Regions from separate parts of the Homo sapiens genome. Here region 1 is linked to region 2. Evidence: chromatin loops called from intact Hi-C (ENCODE). Cell type or tissue: endothelial cell of umbilical vein. All regions are shown on one strand. Links, peaks and the distances in the headings refer to the core of each region. The heading gives the core; the rest is flanking DNA.

Evidence for each region. Peaks named below come from ENCODE experiments on the same cell type or tissue, not always from the same donor. Only the 100,000 strongest peaks of a DNase experiment are listed, where the experiment ranks them.
Region 1: a loop joins it to region 2, with 1.9 times the contacts of the local background. A loop is called at or near these places in 8 of 110 quality-filtered maps.

The regions. Positions count from the first base shown.
Region 1 is chr5:158,998,614-159,006,758 of GRCh38, reverse strand. The region is part of intron 6 of EBF1 (EBF transcription factor 1); the gene reads left to right. Among named protein-coding and RNA genes, the nearest start is that of EBF1, 97 kb to the left of the region's middle. In endothelial cell of umbilical vein, for the core only: no CTCF peak of the experiment used is centred there; a DNase peak (open chromatin) is centred at 4,328; H3K27me3 peaks cover 344 bases.
Region 2 is chr5:159,057,015-159,065,159 of GRCh38, reverse strand. The region is part of intron 6 of EBF1 (EBF transcription factor 1); the gene reads left to right. Among named protein-coding and RNA genes, the nearest start is that of EBF1, 39 kb to the left of the region's middle. RefSeq lists an enhancer at 4,670-6,048. In endothelial cell of umbilical vein, for the core only: no CTCF peak of the experiment used is centred there; a DNase peak (open chromatin) is centred at 3,529.

The DNA of each region.
Region 1 (8,145 bases), core at 1,589-6,588, 59 kb after region 2:
TTGGGTATAATTAAGTGTGGTCTGACCAATCAATTCTGTGTTTAAATTTCATCATTAGTGAGAACCCAAGAGATTCCCAGGCTTTTTTTTTTTTTTTTTTTTTTTTTTTTTAACATGGCTATGATTGGTTATATGAGTTTGTGAAATTACAAACCTAATTTCTGGGTGGTGTCAAAGATGGGATTACCTGAAACGGATTCCCACGTTGCTTTGTGATTTGGTGATTATGGTTCTTGACTTCTCTAAGAGAGGAATAAAAGTGCCACACTCACTAATGACCAAATTGGTCAGTTCCACTCATATGCCCCCTATAGCCTCTTTACCATCTAGCCTTTCCAGAGTTAACCTATTGTAAAATTAGATTGTAAAAATGGACAGAGTGGCCACCACTCTGGGATAAGGGTGAAGGACTCATGGTGTCATCCCCACTAAATACTCCAGTGGAAATTATCACTTAATTATTTGTGATATCACCCAGCTCCCCAAAGAGCTGGCCTTCCTTTTCAGCCCCAGTTATCTTTTGGAAGTGTAACTCTTTCAGTTTGATTGTCCTGGGAACACATGCAGTTTTCTCTTGATGGGGAAACCCCTCTCTGAAGGTCTGCGTTTTAAGTGGCAGAGATGCAAAAACAGCCTTCTAGACAGAGTTTCTAATTGAATTCTCCTCTATACCGTTATCCATAAACTGAGTAATGCATCCAAGGAAGAAGAGAGGATGAGAGAGGTCAGGAAGTTTAGATTCCAGTAAAATTTAAATAGCCACTGAATTTGCCATAGCAAAACATGAGCTATGATTCTGTTAGTACACAGGAAAAGTCAATTAGGTGAACTGATTTTTTATGGTGTTGGGAATATTATAATTCAGGGATTCTTAACCTATAGCTTAACCTATAGGCAATTTAAGACTAGATTTCAGGGGTAGGGCAGTGAAACTTCTAAAATTGCTGTAACATTTTTTATTAAGTCATAGGCAGTTTCCTAGGGAGAGGCTTTTATCAAATTCTCAGAAGGGTCCACTGCCATAAAAGATTAAGGAACCACTGCATTCTATCATCATAATTTTTTGTCTTCTTTCAAAAGTTGATATTCTGGTTTTTTTTATGCAGAAAAGACAAAAGCATGTACAACTCTGATATTTCATGATCTTTAATTTCTTCCCCCTCCTGGATGTCCTATAATAAATGTACAGGAAAGAAATATAAAACGCTATCCAAACTCAGTTAATAGCTCTGAGAAATGCACACTCAGAGTGCTTTAAAATCAGGTTACAAATATCATTTTCAATTTGCTGGGGAGAAAATAGGAAGAGTCCCTTGGAATACAGAATAAATTCATTCTATGTACATTATCAGTGTTGGTTCATTATATTCTCATTGGCCCACAACTCAACACATCTTTAAGAAGCAAAAGTGCATACACTCTCCCTTACTGACAATATTTAGGGGAAGACCACATACTTTGTGAACTACTGTGAGTTGAGTTCTTGTAGTCAAAGCAGTAGTAGGTGGAGCTTCATTCTCTGGTATTAAAATCCTAAAAGTGAGTAGTGTTATTAATTGGGGGCACTTTTGAGATTTGATTAAGAAATTTACTGCTCTTGTGGGTTGTTTCCTCCCTTGTGGGATGTTCTGGATGAATGTCAAGGTCTAGCCCCGGCAGATTCCAGAAAGCTTGTCCATCTAAATTTGCTGTTAAGCCATGGGAACTTTTCTATTGCAGTCTTTGGGTCATGGTAACGTGTAAAGCCTAGAGTTTGTTGAAGGGCACTTTTCTCTCTCTAAAATTCTCCATTCCTCACAACTGGTTTTTATTATTCCGTGACATGCTGGGAGTGTTGCTATGACTGTTTGAGAAGTATGGGCAGATATATTGCTGGCTGGCTTCTTACAGGAAGAGTTTCCCATGATGGTAAGTCTGGCTGTAAATTTCAAGCAGCATTGCCACTTCCACCTCAAGCTTATCAAGACTCTTAGCCTTCCTTCACCATGAAGAATCCAGGATCTTATCACCTGAAGCTATTGAGATAATGTGACATTCAGTGGATGCAGAGACTTCCAGAGCACAGTTCCCTACTTGGCAGCTAGTAGGGAAACATGGAATTCATTATAGAACAAGCTAAGCAGTTGTAAATTGAAATATGGCAGCAATAACTACCTTTCTACTCAGTGACTCTGAAAGACTTTGATTATCTACCTACCTACCTACCTACCTACCTACCTACCTACTACCTCTCTGTCTTTTTGGTTTGCTACTTTATAGCAAAATGATAGTGTTCTGGAAAGACCCGAATTCTGGTCCCAGGTCCTGTAAGTCAGAGCTGTTGAACCTTAAGATAGTCCTGTAGCCTCCCTGGACTTTGTTTTTCTTATCTGTAAAAGGAACATAATAGTATGTGCTTTGCTGACTTAATATAGTCAGAGTGAGGAGGAAATGAGACCTCAAATTTGATATCACTGAGAAGCAGTTTTTTTTTTTTTTTTTGGAGATGGAGTCTCGCTCTTGTCACCCAGGCGGGAGAGCAGTGGTGTGATCTTGGATCACTGCAACCTCTGCCTTTGGGTTCAAGTGATTCTCCTGCCTCAGCCTCCTAAGTAGCTGGGATTACAGGCACCTGCCACCATGCCTGGCTAATTTTTGTATTTTTAGTAGAGACGGGGTTTCACCATGTTGCCCAGGCTGGTCTCAAACTTCCAACTTCAAGTGATCCGCCCACCTTGGCCTCCCAATGTGCTGGGATTTCAGCTGTGAGGCACTGTGCCCAGCCCACTGAGAAGCATTTTAAAGCCAAATGATGATTGCCATTTTCCTTGATAGAAATTCTCCCAACATTTTAGTGTCTCACAGTTCTGGCTTTGCAGTCAGGCAGGGCTGGGTGAGAACCCTGACTACACCACTTACTCATCCATGATCTCAAAGGAGCCACTTGTGTAATCTTAGCTCCATCTTCCTCATCTTTAGAACGGGAGCAGTGATAGATCACACCTACTAGAGCTGAAGTGTGGATTGAGCCAGGTGAGATTCATGAAGTTTGAGCACATGGCTTGTGGGCATGTGCTCAGTCCTCAATGAATGTAAGCTGTTGTCACGCTTTGAGTCCCTCTGCCTATATTGCTAAGAATTAGAACATTCTGAAAACAGATCCGTGCATATGTGCTCTAAGAATGCACAATACACAGGCAAGCTGTCATTTTAAGAGGAAATCATCCAAGGTCTTCTGGTTAGTCCTCAATAATCACCTTCTATTACAATCAGATTAAATCTTCAAGTGGTGGCAGAATGCCAGTTTTTTTTTTTTTTTCCTGCAGTTGTGTTTCCTGTGCCTTCTAGTGGTATTCAAAATACTTCACAATTCAACTCAAGAAATTTAGCACATCTTCAGAATAAATTATTATTGTCATTAGCACATTACCACCCAAGAAAATCTGTACAGGAACAGAATGCCCAGAGTGAGACACTGCATGTTCATCAGCTTGTGGGTGCCATATGTATGGGGATGTTTTTGTTTCGGCTGTTGCTTTTTGTACACCAAAGCTAAAAGCAAGACACACCCAGTGATGTTTGTTGATCTTGTGACTAACAGAGTTAGCAAAGAGCCAATTAAAGCAGTTCAAACAGACAGAAAGATAAAGATGCCAGTGCAGAGAAAAGTCACAGCAGCAATAACCCTTGATAAAAGGGCAAATGGAACCAAGATCTTACCTTTCTTGAGCTTATATATATAAATGTATCTGGCAGTAGAAGCATCCCAAACTTGCATCATGAGTAAAGAGTGATCGAAAGGAAAATCTGTTTTGATTATTTTCACAAAACTTCCTTTTGATGTGCACCGATTTTAATCAACTTTCCTACACAGCTGCAAATTAGTCCTCTAGCTCTCCATCCACTCTATTGCTTTCTTTCCTTATGATTCTTGTTACATTTTAGTTTAGCACATGACAGATCCTTTTTACTTTACAGATTTCCAAAGGTGATAATTTCTTACATTTTACATGACTATGTATACTAAAGATGAAGTACTGCTTTCAAGTACAATTTTAGGTGCCTATATGGCTTCATCCTTTGAATAGCACTCCTTCCTCCTTTTCTATATATATAAAAACTATGTCAGCCTTGAACTCAAACTAAAATTTCTTCCATTAAAGGGTATGTTCATTATTTACTGTAAGATGAATGCCCTATGGATTTTTAAACATAAGCCTGGAAAATAGGAAATAATTCACTCTGGCTTGAAAAGGGTGGAGATTTCTTTGTTTCTTTTTATATTTATTCAGGAAAAGCTGACAATCGTCTCACATTAATGAACTACACCATCAATCACTGTGTTGACAATGAGCGGAAAAGCGAGGTATATGTCAGGCTAACGGCATATTGCCTTTTTCAGTGAGGGCATGGCTGTTTATAGCACTTTCATTGGCAAAATACTTTTGCACTGGAATAGGAATAGAAAGGAGAATTAGAAAGGCAGCCAGTGGAAAGAGCTTTATGTTTTCAAATTATGGAAAAAGTAATAGGGGAAAATTGAGAAATGATTATTTTTGTACTTTGTGTACCTATCCCACAGGACTTGAAGAGTAAATGGAAAATGAAAAAAAAAAAAAAAAGGCTTGGGGGAGGGTGGTTTCTTTTATTTCTCACCTTATTCTACTGGGCTGTTGTCTTTCCCTAAGATCATGGCAAAAAGTTTCAGAGATTATGTACAACAACTGTATTGGAACCCTGCAACCATTACAAAATTGAATTAGAAGTAATTGGTTTTATGCTACTCTGAGCACCCACCATAGCTTAAACACATACACACATGCGTGCACGCAGGCACACACACACACAAACACACACACACGGGTGATAATGAAAAATACTTTGGTGGCCTCAGGAAATGATAGAATTTTCTCCCATGTTTAGCTCCCACTCTCCTGAGGAACAGGTTGGTAAGGAGATTAACTAAGCCCTGGTGAAATCACTGTATCAAACAATATTGTGGTGAACTGTGACTCAGGCTTAACAGCTATGTGGTCCTATAGCCCCTGAGAGGAGGAACCTTCATCTGTTTTGGGGAGGGCACTTTATCCTCTCCTTAAAAATCTAAACAACTTTAGTGTCAACTTAATAAGTTGGCCAAAAAGGACAAGATGAAGGTAATATCAGAAGCTAGCAATTATTAGAGGGGGTTAGTATGTGTTAAGGACTCATAACAGCCTTGTGAGGTGGGGGAATATCGTTTCTTTTACAGATAAGCAAACTGAGGCTCAGAGGGATGAAATGATTTGCACCAGGGGTCACACAGTCAGTGAATGGTTGAGTCATAATTTGTGGATCTTTCTTAACTACAGATTCCAGTCTCTTCAATGCTAGACCAGTGATTTTGAAATCTTTTGGCCTCAGACTCCTTTACACTTTTAAAAATTGTTGAAGATTTAAAGAAATTTTGTGGATGTGGCTTATGTCTATCCATATTTACTGTCTTATAAATTAAAATGAGAAATTAAAAAAAATTTCTTTCTTACTCATTTAAAAATAACAATAGCAACCCCATCACATGTTAACATAAACACAGTTTATAATGATAAAATAACTCCATGTTCTGAAACAAAAACATTTAGTTAGAAGAATGGCATGGTTTTACATTTTTACATTGTCTGACTTTTAATAGAATACAGTATTCTCATATTTGCTTCTACATTCTGTTCCTGGATGTCATTTTGATTAAAGTATATGAAGGAAACCCAGCTTCATAAATATATATAGTTGGAAAAAAAGAGGAGTATTTTAATTGTTATTTTTCAGATAGCTGTGACTATTCTTCTTTGATACCACACCAAAACTTAACAAGTTTCTCAAAAGTTAGTTGTGTGATACCTGAAACAATATCAATGAATTTTTTAACTCCTTACATTAAAATACATTGGTATATCTTTCACTATGAATAGGTCTTTTACCCATCATCATTTTGTAACATCACTCATTGGTCATTTGAAAAATATTGGTTCACTGAGTTATGTTCATTGAGTTATGTGACATACTTTGTTAGACAATATCAACGATTTATGTTCATTAATATCACCATTGATCTCATCAGAAAAGGTATTGGAGAGCTGCCAATCTCATAGTTGTGGACCCAGGTTTTCCAAAATTCTAATTTTTACTTGAAAGGTGAATTTTATTATTGGCAACACCTGCTGTCAATAGTTTTCTTTGAAGTGACAGTCTTACTTTTTGAGAAAATGTTTGCAATACACAAGTTTGAAAAGCCATAGTTTGTCAGTTGTATTTTCAAGTAAAAATGCTGTTCTATGGAAAAATCAAAACAAAACAGAAAATAACTACTTCAGCTTGCAACTCAGACAGTTGCACAAATGCTTTATCTGGACATGACCATTGTACTTTTTGGTATGCAGTGAAAAGCTTTATCTGTATTACTCATTTTATCATTTTATCTCAAAGAATACTACGAAGATGTAAGGAGGGTCAAGATTTAATAAAATTTAATATTTAAAAAAGTTTAATAAAATTAGTAGTTTTATTACTTCAACAACATTCTTAAATGAAGTGGCTTTGATGCTTTGTGTTTGTGTGTGTGTGTGTCTGTACTGCAAGTGTGTGATGGAGAAGAATACAATGATTAGTGAGTACGGTTTGGCATGATTGCCATGATTTTCACAAGGCATGAATTGCTTCATCTATCATTGCTTTTGCACCTTCAGCACAAATGTCAGGTCAGTAGTATTATAAGGAAAATAGTTTTCACCCCATGGCCCATAAAAGAGACTCAGAGACATTCAGATTTCTGCAGGAGCACATTTGAGAACTGCTGCTCCACACAATACTGTCTCTCAAAAATGCCAGTGATGGATGTATCAACAGCTTTCTGTAGCAAAACAGCAGAAAAAGTGAACAGTAGGAAAAGAGTTGGATACCATTATTCTTACAATAAAGTTTTAATGCTTATTTTTCTATATGTATGTCTGTCTGTAATGGTGGATAGAGGCTTCGTTAAAATGTCAGTAGGTTTTTATTTCTTATTGAATCTTTGTGCTTCATTTCAAAGAAGAAAGAAAAAAATACACTACGGATCAGTGGATAGCATAATTTTGAGACCATCAGCAACTGCTGAACTTAGTTTTCATTTTTACCATGTCAACATTGGAACACACTGATCAGTTCTCTGTTTATAATCCTGAAAACTTGCCACTTGGAATAGATTTAAAATATTTGTGTATAGTTACAGCATTTTAAGAGGCAAAACCCACCAATTTCTCACAAATGCTTGGAAAGCTTTCTGTTCTCTAACTGAAAACATCTCATGTTCCCGCTTAGCCAAGAGAGAGAAAAAGATTTGAAGACAGATCCTTTAACTGGATGTAAGGAGTTCTCTAAAAGACTTAACAACTTATTCGAAAGTAGTTTGTCTTAAAGAAGAAACCTGTCTTGGTTGAAGTGAAGAAAATTTGGGATTTTTATGGAAACTAATTATAAGTACTAATGCTTTTGAAGTTATGTCTCCGTTGCTTGGAACAACTATTGGTCACATTTTCTGTTTTTGGGGCATTATACACTCTTAGGAATTGCCAGTGTTTCAGGCTGCAGCATAGCTTCATCCCAGAGTGGAGTCTCTGGGTAAGAGCCATCAATATGGCTTTCATTCTGTTTCTTTTTCTGTCAGATTTTTTTTTTTCTTTCAAAGAGAAAATGAAACACAAAAACTCTTGTGTGTGCTTGAGGTTCATTCACTGCAATTTGAGAAGTGTGGTATTCGGACTGAACCTTTGAAGCTTCCATGACAGAGAAATGCTTTGGGTGTAGGCACTAAACTCTTCAGGTTGTGGGTATTTTTCAGTACTAGGTGAAAAGCATACATAATATACATCGCGATCCGGCACAGTTGGGGAATCAAAGATCTGTTTGATCAAGTCAATAGCACTTCCCAAAGTGTGGTAAGCTACCAGTAAAAGCACCGGTGCTGGCCTGTGAGATGATTTCAGGAGATACACAGGCATTTTGAATTTAATAATTATATGCCTACTTTTGTGCTTCCCTTCAGTTGAATGGTTTTCTACATATAGTTTCCTTTTAGAATAATTTTGCTGAAAATAGCTAGTCAATTTAAAGAAAAGTTATTAAGTAAATGACAATAAGGGCGGTAGGTGG
Region 2 (8,145 bases), core at 1,386-6,385:
GAGGTAAACTACTGAGATTTTCCCCACCTGTTTTTAATGTGCTTCTCGTTCATAAGTATTCTGATCTGTTAGTAATATCTGAAAATATCACTTTTAACACTCTTGGGTGCACTATTGGCTGAAGCCCCCTCACAGAATGGAAAGTTAATTTGAAGAACTATGGACCTGCATCAGGTTTAGCTACACACACCACACACATACGCACATACACACACGCACATACTCTACAGAGACCAAAAAAAAAAAAAAAAAAAAAAAAAGATGAAAAGAGAGCAGTCTCTTTTTCATTTTTTAAAAAGTTCTTTAGAAAAGAAAGTTGGTTAAGGGTTCACCTGGTTATCTTTGAAGCTGTTACCAACAGTTGAAAACCCATGTTTCTCTACACAGTCTTGTTGTTTTCCTAAAGCCAGATTCTAATGTTAGATATATGGGATATGTCTCAGAATATGGTTTTAAACACTGAGTTGTTCTTCCTGTAGCTGTAGAAATGGGAGTGCCCTGATCTGGCTCGTGAAGACCAGCATCTGAATCCTGGTCTATGAGCACCTTAAAACAAAGCAAGCAAAACCCCTGATCACTGTGAGTTTAATAGTAGCTTACACCTAAATGGCACTTCCAGCGTTTTAGAGCACGTCGGGGTATACCATCTCAGAAAATTCTCTTTGCACAAATTGACTCCATTTGACAGATCTGTAAACTGAGGCACACAGCCTAAGGAACTATCCACTTTATTGGTGACAAAGCAAGTGATTAGAAACTCCACATCTCCTATCTCCCAGACTGATTTTTTTCCCTTTTCTCAATTGCTCAGCTAAAAACACTGTTTTCAGTATTTCATAATGTCTCTTTTATTTCATTTTTCTTGCTATCCACAGCACATTTTCATGTATTACTCTAAACCTATTTACCAAGCCAGCTTTCTTAGTTGATGTCACAATTAACTTTCAGGATTTTATATGTATATATACACACACATATATATAAACACATATATATACACACACATATATGCATATATACATATGTGACACTGTTTATTGTACTCATTGCTGGAGCAATGTTTGAGTTCTTATGTCCTCATTTAATTTGATTGTGTATTTGCTTGAAAAAAACATCAGTAATCCATACAGAAATCTGGGAGAAGGCACAGTATGATGGCAAAGGCATAGATTTTGGAGTGCATTGGCTAAGGGATCCAGTTCCTCCACAGCTACTTATTAGTAGCTGAGCCTCAGGGGGCTCAGTTTTCTCATCTTCAAAATGGGAAAAGTCACTTCTATTTTGAAGCGTTGTGAGGATTGAAACACCTAGCACTGGGCTTGGCACATAACAGGTGCTTAAAATCAGGTAGCTCTTGCAATTTGAGCATCGTATATTCCATGTGGATTTTCATTCTTAATGTGATCATTGCCATGGGACTTCCTTTGAGCACAATTACCTTACTGAAGTTAATCATGGTAGCTAAGTCTCCTTAGATAAAGACTCATTCATTGTTTTGTTTCCACAAATATTTATTAAGCCTCTATTATATGTCATGCACTGTTTTCAGGGTTGGGGGTATAACAGTGAAAAAGACAAACATAGTTCCTGGCTTCATGCAGCTTTCTCAGTGTCTCAGGGTTGATCTCTGCCCCCAGTCCCCCAAAAATAGTTGGAATAGTAATAGCAAGTATAAACAAAGAATATATTGATATATATGTTTTAAAAATAGAAGAATGCCATTTTACACTGGGATCATGATGCAGAAGAAAAATATCCCCGGGTTAAAGTCACCTTTTAGCTCATACCCAGAGGTATCGAACTTGGGCAAATTCCACGGCTTTATTGCACTCTTCTGAGGCAGTCTACATGTTGGTTAAGACTGAAGGAAGAGATCTCTAAGACCCTTTCCAACTATGGAATTCTAATTTTAGCTGTTTGTGGTATTGCTGAGCACAGGCAGGTAGATGAGCGCTTTGGAGGGTAGGTTGTAAGCCTAAGAGGGCAGTGACTACGTTGAGCACAGTGCCTCCCTCCTGTGTACTAGATGCTTAGGGCTTGTTTTTGTGAAAAGAAGGAATGACAGGAACTAGAAATGCAGTTGTTGAATCTGGTGGTCTCATCTCTCTGTCTAAAGACAAGCTTGTTATAACTACACAATAAAGTGAAATGGCACTGCCATTAAAGAATGATGAGGAACAGAAAATGTAAGATAAAATATTAAATTTGTTACACTTAAAAATGTTAATCTTCACACGATTACCATGCAAATCTCCTCATTGCCTAACTGTTTAATTGATCAAGTAAATCACAGAGCAGACAAGTGAAAATCTCTGCTGTTGACATTCTCACAAAGCATATTTTCAAGAATATATTCTATTAACTATGTGTATTACACATGATAATGGGAATTTCTTATTTTGTAAAAACATATATATGTGGCATCCTTTGCAAACCACCAGATTTCAGAGAGTTTGGGAGAAGGCTTGATTTTTGCAGGGCAAAAATTCAGCCATCCTCTATTATGTCAAACGCGAAATCAGTGTTAGAAAGACCCCTGTGCAAGCAGCGCCTTTGTTTTATATACTATTAGAAGACTTCAGAATTCACCAGTTTTTCTTTCAGGCAGGTATAGCATTGACCTGATACTCTGGAGATTGAAGGGTTAATGAATTCTCTTTCCCTCCCTCCCCCTCCCCAATCTTCCTGTCCCCCACCCCCAATCCCATCATGTGCCTGGTTGACTCTGAAAGAAGGGGCTTGAAGTTACCCACAGGGCATCCCTTTCCCCAGCCTTCTCCAAGGCCACCTGGGCAGACGGGAGCTTGCCTTCTGTCCTTAGGACACAAAATCCAATCAGGCGCCTGGCCTGCTAGTCTCTCTGACCTGCGAGCTGGGAAGAGGGAGGAGAAGCAGAGGCCCTCACATTTGATAGGCTGCATCTTTGTGGCTTTAGGGGGCTCCTGTGTCTACTCGAGGAAGGAAGTTCTCCCTTATTTTAAGATAAGGTGTCATTCATGAGAGCAATGTGCTGAACTAATCAGGTTAATTGAGAGGCCGTGAGTCGTCCTCATTGAGCCCATCTCTTCTTCCTGTTAAAGGCAGATAGCGCAGACAGACAGATTACACATATTTTAGTTTTTTCCCAAAAGCTTATGAAATAATGTAGGCAGGCAGGGAACGTAGGTTCAGCTGAATGTCATTCAGGCTATTTGAACATGGATTCTTATTGTAGAACAATGTAGCATTCAAAAAATAATAAAAGAATAAGCTCTCCTCAAGATTGAAAGATGAGTGTCTCTGAATGTCTGATACACTCTTTTTTTTCTTAATATTATATTAAACTAACCTCAGCATTTCAGATCAACTAGGAAAGAATGTTTGTTGAAGAGTCCAGTTAGATTCCTCCGCGGCTATTTTATTTAGGATTGAAACGTAAAAAAAAAAAAAACAAAACAATCTCATTGTGATGTGTCATCAGTGACAAGTAGCTTCTTGAGCCATGTTTCGATTCTTCGGCTTCCGAGCCGGACACTGGGGGCCGTCGCCCTGACTAATCGCATCTCGGACCTCCCTCTGGAGCAGCCGAGTGGGGAAGAAAACAGAGCTGTTTCAACTGAATTCCATAAAGGGCGGGGGCTCCTCCTCCCTCTTCTCCACTCAAAATGATTTGTCATAGTTTAATTTTAAACACTATCATTGACTATTCTTTCTTTCTACCCCACCTCTTTCCACCTTTTTTTTTTTCTTGGAAGTTCCAGGAATGACTTTAATTATCTCCACAATCAAATTCTCGTTGCTGCCTCTGTGAAAGTGTGCAGTCATAGATGGCAGGGATTATTTTCTTTAGCACTTGGGGATACAGAAACCGGTTGTTTCAAAATGAGAACCAGCTGGTTCCACAGAGCCCTTATTTAATGGGGAGCCACTTTGTACACAAAGCCTTTGCTCAGGTCAGTCATTATGGCAAACCCCAAATCAGCAGTGTTTTGTCTATCACCCTGTATTAAATGTCGAGCGAGGAGTGATTTAGCAGATATGATAATAATAATAATAATAATTAAGAAATACCCAGCACACCCTGCATCTTTAATTTTGCCTCAACTAAACACTCCGGTTTGGAAGGAACATTTCTCAAACTTCTTCCTACAGTGATTACAATCATAGACCTAGTTTACCACTGCTCTCTCATAGATGGCTGAGGGGTATGTGTGTGTGTGTGTGTGTGTGTGTGTGTGTGTGTGTGTATGTAGCTTTAACCCTCTCTAAATCTAGAAAATAAAATTAAGCTCATCTTTCAACATAATCTTTTATCTGACAAGCACAGTAGATAGATGAAAGGTAGATAGCCAAGTTGTGGGTCCCCTTAATAGAACCAATTGGAGGGCAGAGATAACTGCTATTATCAAACATCTTTTATGCCATCCTGTAAAATAAGGACGAGGGTGATATACCATATATATTTTGCTGTCTTTCTAGCTTGTAGAAATTGGTTTGTTGTCATACCCTGTTAATCTCTAACAGCACTAAATTCAATTTGAAATGAGGAGAGTACTTTCACTATTTGACTGTACAAAATACTTTTGAAGCATGCAAAAAGAAAAAAAAAGGATAAAAGACACGTAAAACCACAATAGATATTCGGTTATGAGAATAGTTTGTTTTTAGAACCTAGGTTGCATTTTTCTAAGGTGAATAGTTTTGGAGGATGCAGTATTTATTCAATCAGGAATTGAAGAATTAAAAAATAGCAACTTTACATAGATTTTTAAAAATCTAGTTTAACCAAATTTTATCTTTCAAATATGAGAAATTATTTTGCATTACTAATAAGAATATGTGGCTTTTAAAAATTATGACATGCTTTTTTTACATTGATAGCAACACAACAAAATACTTTGAAGAAAGGATAACGATTTAAAAATTTATTCTCACAGGGAGTTTCATTAAGCTGAGCACTGGTATATATGTTTTTAATTATTTTTATTTTTAGGATTTCCATATTGAAGTATGGTTTGGGTAAAATCTTATCAAATTATTTTGTTTGTTTACTAAGTACTTTGATTGTATAATGTCTCTAGTTCAAACTGTAATTCTATTTTATATTTTCTGTATTTGTATTTTTAAAAAATTCTGTTGATTTTTTAATATAAAAAACAAATGACTGTTATATTTCTAGTCACTCAAATTTGAACTGAATTTTACTTCCTGTTTCAAAGGTCAAGGCAGGCTGACCTCAACAGCAGTGTGGAGGCTGCTGAATTATTCATATCATTGACTTTGTGTCAGCTTCCACATTTGTGGAGAGGGATGTTTTATTCATTTATCTCATTTAGGGTTCTTCTCTGCACCTGTTTCTACCATTAAGTACCCTGTAATTTGCATTTGATGCTAATTTAGTTTCATATCAGCCTGGTCCCCCCTTGTTAATTTAATTTTCTAAGACCCTTTTCATTACAGTAGAACTGTTTTCCTCTTTAAAGCAAACATCTATACAAGTAATTGTATAAACTGCCTTTTAAATAATATCTTTTAGAAGATTCCATCGTTTAATTCCTTAATTCCTATAATTAGCCATGGTTTGATTAATGTTTCAAAGGGTTAAATTAAAATGCAGAATTACTCAAATGCATACTGGAATAATTTCTTATATACAGCAGAGTTAGCGTTGTGGTGTTCTTCCTGAGAATTCTCAGACAGTATGTCTTAACAGCAGTCATTTTCTTTATTTAGAGTGCTGTTTAGTTTACTAATAGTGATTCTTTCAAAATCACTGTGCACTCAACATTACTCGTGAAATGTTAGTTTTTTTTTTTTCATCAAATTGTTGATAGACAGTGGCTTAAAAATGTTTCTGCAACATTGATAATGACATACCCAAAATAATCAGGGCAGAATTAGGTCCAATTCCTTGATCTATCCTGGAAGTTTGGTATAATGAATTTCAGGAAACTCTGTTATATTATATGTCTGTTTCTCTTCTTACCAGCTCTTTTATTTCTGTCTGCTGCTCAGGGTAGATTGCCTGGAAATTTGTCAGCTTTCCAGACATGGTTTTAGCCAGCTTTGGTTTGTATCTACGGACACCCGTTGGGCTACAGTTGCCACCTACATATTGTAGAAATTAGGAGTAAGTTGTTTGAGGAGGCCTGATTGAAATGGTGGCTACATGGCAGAAGTGGCCATGTCCCTGGAATGTCTGTCAAGGATTTGGGGGTTATGAGAACATGCTACTCATATAAACCAGGTCCATAGCCCCTCTGACTGTTCAGAAAAGAATTCTAGCTCAGTCCTTTTCTTGGAACTGTTTGGAGGGTGTTTGACATGAATGGCCTTATGGAATCTGTTGGTAGTGGGAATTCAAAACAAGGGTATGAATTACGAATTCAAGCACTAAGATACGTGAAAATTAAACAGAAGGGAAGTGGCTGCAGCTGAATATTACTAAGAAATTAGCCCAAACTCTACAGATCCTTCTTCCACTAGGTTGGATTAGTTTGATCTGTTGTTCATATTCTCTGGGAAAACCAAATGAGGCAGTTCCTTTGGGTTTCCGGAAAGATCTCAGGTCTATTGGAACTGGAGTTTGAAGGTGGCTTTTCCTTTTCTTTCAGTTATAAATGATTCCTGGGGACTCCCACACACAACTTTGTCATTGTGGAAATGTGAAAGGGTATCTCCAGATTTTCTAGCAGACAGCTTCATTTGTCTGGTTGCAAGGTAGGGCTGGGGGTGGACTGGACAATTCCCCAGGGTCCCCTTCAGCTGAGAACTTCCCTGGACCTACCAGTGACTTTTTCACGTCCTACAGCTTATTAAGCTAGCTCTGTGCTTCTGCTGATGGTCCTAAAGCAAAGTGAGAGCTTTCAGGAATGAAATACAGGATCTTTATTCATTAACAAAACATTTTCTTACTCATTCTCCCTCCTACATCCCCCTCCTCCAGGTTTAGATATTCTTTTTAGTTTGGACAAGTCTGTAAGCTCCAATAGAAAAGCCTCCTTGAGGTCTGATTAAACGGCTGGGTTTAAAAACAATAAAGACTATCTGCAGAGCTCATGAGAATGCAGGAAAGGTTTTCCCACCCAATTCTGGCTGATGCTTGGAATTCCACTGTCAGAATCTCATCCCTTTAGCTAAGAACCTTCAATGTATACCAAGACATACAAAACTTAGGGAAGGCTAGCACTTTAATTCTATCATTCACATACCTCTTCGAGGGAATGACATAAAGATCTCACATGGGTTCAGCTCTTTTTAGTTTTCATGACAACACAGTGAGGTAAGCAGGATTTTTTTGTATCATTTCACAAATATGGAGAATGAATAGCTTAAGAACGCTAATACATAGCCTAGCTAGATCCCAAAGGCAGGTTTTCCAAAAAATCTAGATTCCTGTAGGAAGAGACCACGATTCCATTTAAGCTGAGTGGACTCTCAGAGATTACAGTTCAGCCCCTTCATTTTAAAGATGAGAAAGCTGAGGCCAAGAGAAGCACAGCAATGTTGCCCAAAGACCTAATTAGTCTCAGAGCCAGGACCATAAGCCAAGTCCCTGGCTCTGGTTCCAGTGGCTTTTCTACTACTACTCTGGGCCATCTGGGTCCTGCTCTGCTCTCCATTTCACCTTGTGTGCAATCAGCCTTAGGGAAGGGTACAACGTGTCTTTTCTGGGTTTGGGTCCAAGGAAGCCCCTAAGTCCTGTATCTCTAACAAGGCCTAGCATTGTGCACGGAGCACAAGTTAAATTGTTTCTCAGAAATTATAACAGTCCGTCAGGCGCGGTGGCTCATGCTTAGTAATCCCAGCACTTTTGGAGGCTGAGGCAGGTGGATCACCTGAGATTAGGAGTTCGAGACCAGCCTGGCCAAAATGGCAAAACCTCGTCTCTACTAAAAATACAAAAATGAGCTTGGTATGATGGCACATGCCTGTAATCTCAGCTACTCAGGAGGCTGAGGCAGGAGAATCACTTGAACCCAGGAGGCGGAGGTTGCAGTGAGCCAAGATGGTGCCATTGCACTTCAGCCTGGGTGACAGAGTGAGACTCCATCTCAAAAAAAAAAAAAAAAAAAAGAAAAGAAAAGAAAAGAAAGAAATTATAACAGTCACAGGGAGGAGGAAGCTACAGAATATCCCATCATAAAATATTACTTTATTTTTAAA